2 separate regions of the Homo sapiens genome follow, and region 2 is linked to region 1. The links are chromatin contacts, found by Hi-C in ENCODE. All regions are on one chromosome and are shown on one strand. Each heading gives the region's core, a stretch centred on a gene start or an enhancer-like site at or near the end of the contact. The rest is flanking DNA. Distances are from core to core; before and after follow the strand shown.

The links. A loop is a pair of places that touch in the nucleus more often than their neighbours do. Pooled maps may share reads with other maps.
Region 2: a map of CD14-positive monocyte shows a loop between it and region 1 (2.5-fold over the local background). The contact joins two enhancer-like sites. A Hi-C loop is called at or near these places in 8 of 168 maps with a recorded cell type or tissue (CD14-positive monocyte, HCT116, PC-3 and 5 more), 8 of 37 single-sample maps with no recorded cell type and 14 of 50 pooled maps.

What each region holds. Positions count from the first base shown.
Region 1 is chr2:239,819,440-239,822,139 of GRCh38, reverse strand. No RefSeq gene overlaps it. Among named protein-coding and RNA genes, the nearest start is that of MIR4786, 120 kb to the left of the region's middle. RefSeq lists an enhancer at 2,331-2,700. Within about 2 kb of position 1,344, at least 2 of the 41 ENCODE cell types and tissues checked have a DNase peak (open chromatin) inside an H3K27ac peak, as active enhancers do.
Region 2 is chr2:239,996,896-239,999,595 of GRCh38, reverse strand. All of the region lies in intron 8 of NDUFA10 (NADH:ubiquinone oxidoreductase subunit A10), which reads left to right. Among named protein-coding and RNA genes, the nearest start is that of NDUFA10, 27 kb to the left of the region's middle. Within about 2 kb of position 1,420, at least 2 of the 41 ENCODE cell types and tissues checked have a DNase peak (open chromatin) inside an H3K27ac peak, as active enhancers do.

The DNA of each region.
Region 1 (2,700 bases), core at 95-2,594:
CTCCCTCTTTGTTGTCTTCAGTCTTCTCTGTGCAAGGGGCACGGCACCCCTAAGGCACCCTTGAGTCCTGTTATCCGGGGACATCTCAGGCTCTCTCTCCAAAGCCCTGAGATCTGTTGTCCTGCCTCCTCCCTGTGCCGTGTGACTGCTGTCCTCTTGCACTCTCCTGGGCCTGCCACCTGCAGGGATCCTTGTCTTCCTGAGCCACCCCTTCCCTACCAGCATGGTGGCTTTTCTGCCTCTGCTCTCAGCCCTCTGCCTTCCAGCCAGAGCCCCCCTTTCCCATTGCCAGCTTAGACCCCAGCTGTTCTCCTGAGGTAGGGCCCTTCCTTGCCCAGGAAGGAGCCCAATTCCAGTATCTTCTCTTTGTCCTGGAGTCCCGTGGTCTTAGCCTCGGTCTTACCTGCTCCTGCCTGGGGCTGATGCTCCCATTAGGCTGCAGGTTCATGAGGGGTGAAATGGAGCAGTGTGGGATGTTTCTTGACCTTGGGAAAGTTGGGGAGGCAGAAAGCGGTGGGTCCATCTGCTCCAGCTGGCTGGGAAGCCTGCTGTTTGAATATGACCTGGTATATTCTAGACGTGGAGGCGTCAGATGGCCAGAGCTCCAGGACTACTCCACAGACACTCCTGTGCTGGTGGATGGCAGAAAGCCGGGGCTGGGCAGATCCGTGCTGCCTCCTTGGGCCCAGTGTCCACTCCTCTGGAGAAGCACTTGGGCTTCAGTGTCAAAGGCACAGATCCACACAGCAGCCCTGCAGCTCACCAGCTCTGAGAGCAGGCGCCATGTCCTTCCCTTCTGCACGGGGTGATAACAGCCTGGCCCTGTGACAGCTGGGTGATGTGGTGCTGAGGACTGTTTCACATAGAAGCTGGCAGGCTCCCTCCCAGTGCGTTACAGTGGAATCACTTATTTTTCCTGGGTCCCTGCGTGTTTTCTTCCTCCTGAGCACAGCATGCTATTGTGCCTGTCTGTGCTGTCAGAGTCACCGCCTGAAGTTAATGATGGTGGTCACAAAGTGTCACAACTGTCCTTGGCTTCCCTTGCCCTCATCCGAAGCAGCTCTGGCCCCAGCGGTGTCCTGGCCTTGGCTGGGATGACCCCTGTCTTGCCTTCCCTCCAATCTCTGCCTGGGAACTCTCCGCCCCGCCCTTGCCCCCACGTGGCCTTTCTAAGGTGACGCCATCAGACCTCTGCTTCCTCCCCCTCTCCTCTTTCTTGGGATCACAGCAGAATCCACCCATCTGTCCTTGGAAGCCCTGCCTGACACTGAGGCTGTTTGTCTGGATGACCTCCCAGCATCCATCTCTCTGATTTTGGCCACCTGCTCCTGATTCCCTGGGAGGTGGGTCTGATTTTCCCTCTTCTGTCATGGCCAGGATCAAATGCCCACTGTGTGCTCAGTGCTGGTGGCAGAGAGCTGAAGCCCCTGAGTTCCTACTCTCAAGGCATAAATGATCTAGAAAACAAGGATGTGGGTCATTTCAACACAGGGGACAGAGATTTCCAAAGGTGCAGTCATGAAACTGGACTGGAAATGCCATGGGGGGCTTCCCAGGAGAGGTGATACCCCCGCTAAATTGAGAGGAAGGGCAAAGTGCCCAAATCGAAGCACGGGGAGAAGGGGCTGAGGCCACAGGAACGGAGGTGCCAGCAAAGGCCCAAGCACTTGCAGCACGGATACGCACAGATCAGTGCGAGCTGGACGGGCACCTGCGTGGGGATGAGAGGAAGGGAGAGGGCACTGTCCCGATCCTTGGGCCAGGAGCGCCAGGCATCCCAGCTTTGACATGGCTCCTCTCCAGAAAAATCATCAGATACCAGATAAGGCAGAGGACGTGTGTGGGCGGCTGCATGGATGACTTCACACAGGCGGTTTGATGCTGCTGCTGATTGGATCGTGTTCCTGCTGCTACTTTCTGGAGTGGAACTCGAGGGAGAAGTTCTTTAAACAACCTGTTTCTGAGGTTCAAAAAGAGGCTCTGACACTCGGCCACTGTCCCCAGACAGAGCCTCTCCTCCTTTCCCTCCAGGTTCCTGGAAGACGGCCCCCTCTCCTCCAAGCACATCTGTCTCTTGGACTCTGAATTCCACCCCTTTGCCCCTGCAGACCCTGGGCACCCCTGCCTGGCACTGCTGAAGGACCACTCCCTCCCTGGGGACTCCCACCAGACCTGGGCGGTGGCTTCACCAGCCAACATGGAAGGGGCTCAGGGCAAATTGTCCTTGTTTGCAGATGAAGAAACAGAGCCTTGGTGTGCAAGACCAGAGTCCAGCCACAGAAGCAGCTGTGCCCCCTCCACTCCTCATCTTGAGAGACACCTTCCTTACACAATGCTGGGTGACCCAGGAACCCACATATTCAAGACAGAGGCCCCATTTATGGCAGCCGATGGCCCTGGGCAGGGGTGGGCTGATGTCTGCTGGATACAGACTGTAGGGTGCACTGGTTGTCAATTCTGGAATGTCCTGGAGAGCTGTGACTGGGAGGTGACAGCATCACCCACCCCGCTGGACACTTGTTCCCTTATGGGAAAGTCACAGCCCCTCTCGGGTGACCTTCTGAGCTTTAAGGCCTTCCTGCAGGCAGCTGTGTCCTCTGCCGGGCCTCCCCCGAGGTCCCCTCAGTGCTCTCCCATCTCAAGGCCGCACACACGTTTCTGGAGGCCTGGGCTGTCCTTCCTGGAGGTGCTGGAAGGAAG
Region 2 (2,700 bases), core at 171-2,670, 180 kb before region 1:
TCCACAGTGGGAAACTGGCAGTTGAGGGCGGGGGCACTGGGTTTTGGAGTCCAGAGCTGCTGCTGCTGCTGCTATGGAAGAGGCTGTCCAGCATCAGATGGAGCCCGAGGGGGATGGGGAACCCGCATGCAGGGAACCAGCAGAACAATCATCCACCCAGCTGTGCTTGAAGTCAGAGGGCAGTAGAGCCCCTCGGATGCAAGGAGCCAGCCTCTGGGCACAGAGCACCTTGGAGGAATGGTAGAGAGGAGATCTAAAGGGCCAGGTGGAAAACAGCCCCAGACTGTCCACCCAGAGAATGCAGAGGACGGTCGGCATTCACCGTTGTTCCCTGTCCAGAATGAAAACGTGCATCCCTACGTGAAACAGGGGCAGCCACCATGTCATTGTGCGGTGATGACCATTCATAGTCTTGAGTTGGTCACTGCAGGTGTTTTTCATATAAAGTAGAGGGAGAAAGAAACAACCTGCCACAGAATTCCTGGAGTCCCCGCTTCTGTGGTGAGTTCGGAGACCCAAGTTCACTTTGGTAGCTTCCTTGGTTCCCACAGCCTCCTCCCCTCTGCCAGCAGCTCAGCTCCATGTGGTCCTTACCTGGTGCAGCATCCTGAGCCTGTGTGCTGTGGGTTGGAGCCTTGGGGGCTCCCTCTGTGGTAGCTGCCTATCTCTGTTCAGAATAAGATTTATCACAGTGAATGAGGACAGATACGCAGACAGATCAATACAAAAAAAGACATGTTGGACTCTGGAGAAATCCATGCACAGGCTCTTCCTCCTGTGAGGGACACTGACACATTGATTGAGCAACTTTCTCAAGCAGTGAAAAATACAGTAACATATGGGCAGTATTTCTGCCTGGAAAGCCCTTTAGACACTCACTGCCCGTAATTTTTACTGGGGGCTGGTCACGTAGGAATCCTCTGCTTCGCAACTACTCAGGTTCCAGACTCCCAGAAAGAAGGCAGGTGTTCTCCATAACTCCCATCGTACCCTGGTAGGGCTGAGTTTGCTGCCCAGCCTCATTAGCATGGGGCACTTTTTAGAAGCTGAGTTTCCAGAAGCCAACCAAGGGCCAGCCTCGCAAGGAGGCCCTGCCACAGACAGCAGCATAGGCCTGCTCTGTGTGTGGCGAAGGAAAGGCTTTCTGAGAGCGCAAGAGCTGTGCTTTTGGCAGAAAAACTTCAGGCAGGGGAGGCAAATCCGAACCTAGGAGATGTGGTTTTTTACCTTGGGCAGAGCCTGGGATTTTAACAGGACTGAGGTTTTGTAAGAGAGGGGCAAGGGAACTGAGCACAGACAAAATCGCATGTGAGTAGTGGTGAACCATGACGCTTAGTCTGGGTAAGGAGGAAAGTGAAGGAGGGAGGGGTGAGGGGACTGAAATGACAAAGTGGATGAGAGGCCAAAGGCACACCCTCTTGGAAGAGAAAGTCGGGAACAAAGGTTGAATATAGAATCAAATCACCTGCGCTTCTGCCACCACAGTGCCAGGATTAACAGTTGAATGCAGGTTCTTCCAGTCTTTAAATATTTGTGTGTGCATATATTTCTAAATATATCTTGTGTGTATTTTTGTATTCTACTTCCAATATTTTGAGCATGTTCCTGTTTTGTTAAACATTTTAAAATTTGATTTTTTCATGGCTCCCCATATATGCTGCACTTACCATTGATTGAGATGCAAATCAGGGCTTGGCAAACTGTTTGGCCTGTGGGCCAGATCCAGCCGTCAGCTGCTAAGAATGATCCTTAACGTTTTTAAAGGATTGGAAGGAAAAGGAAGGATTATGTGATGGAAACTGTATATAGCTCTCAAAGCCTGGTATTTGCTATCCGGCCATTTACAGAAAAAGTTTTGACTTCTCCGACACTACATAATCTGCATAATTTACTGTTTCTTTAAAATAGATCTCTTGGATTATTTCAGTTTCTTCATGTTCATAATACAGTAAAGAGCATGTAGTACCCCTTCTTGTTCAATTTCAGGTTACTTAAGGTATAAAAGTGGTCAGAGTATATGAACGCATTTTACAGCTATTGAGTTTTTGCAAAATGATTCTCCGGAATATGTGTACCAGTATTCATACTTGGACCTGGTTCTCTGAATTTCCCTATAAAGAATATAATTAAACAAAATGCAAACAAAAACTTTCGATTCTGATACCCATACAAGTATTTGTTTTACTTTGCATTTTATAAACACTAAACTTCAATTTATATTTTTATTGGCTATTTATTTGCTCTTTGTGAATTTTCCCTTCATATTTATTAACTTTTTCGAAGAACCTGGTTTTTGTTTTGATGATTTATCCAGTTGTTTTCTGTTTTATTGATGTATACCCTAGTTTTATTATTTTTTCTCTGCTTTCTTTAGGCTTCACTTGTTCTTTTTCTATAGATTCCTAAGCTTATTGACTTTAGATCTTTTTTCTTTTCTAATATAGTCAGCCCTTTGTATCCCTGGGTTCCGCATCCTTGGATTCAACCAACCTTGGATCAAAAATATTTGGGAAAAAAGCCAATAAAAATAACACAGCAATAAAAAAATAATAAAAATGTAAAAATACAGTATAACAACTATTTATATAGCATTTACATTGTATTAGATATTATAATACTATATTATTGTATTACATTGCATTAGGTATTATACATACTCTAGAGATGATTTAAAGCAGGGGTGTCCAATCTTTTGGCTTC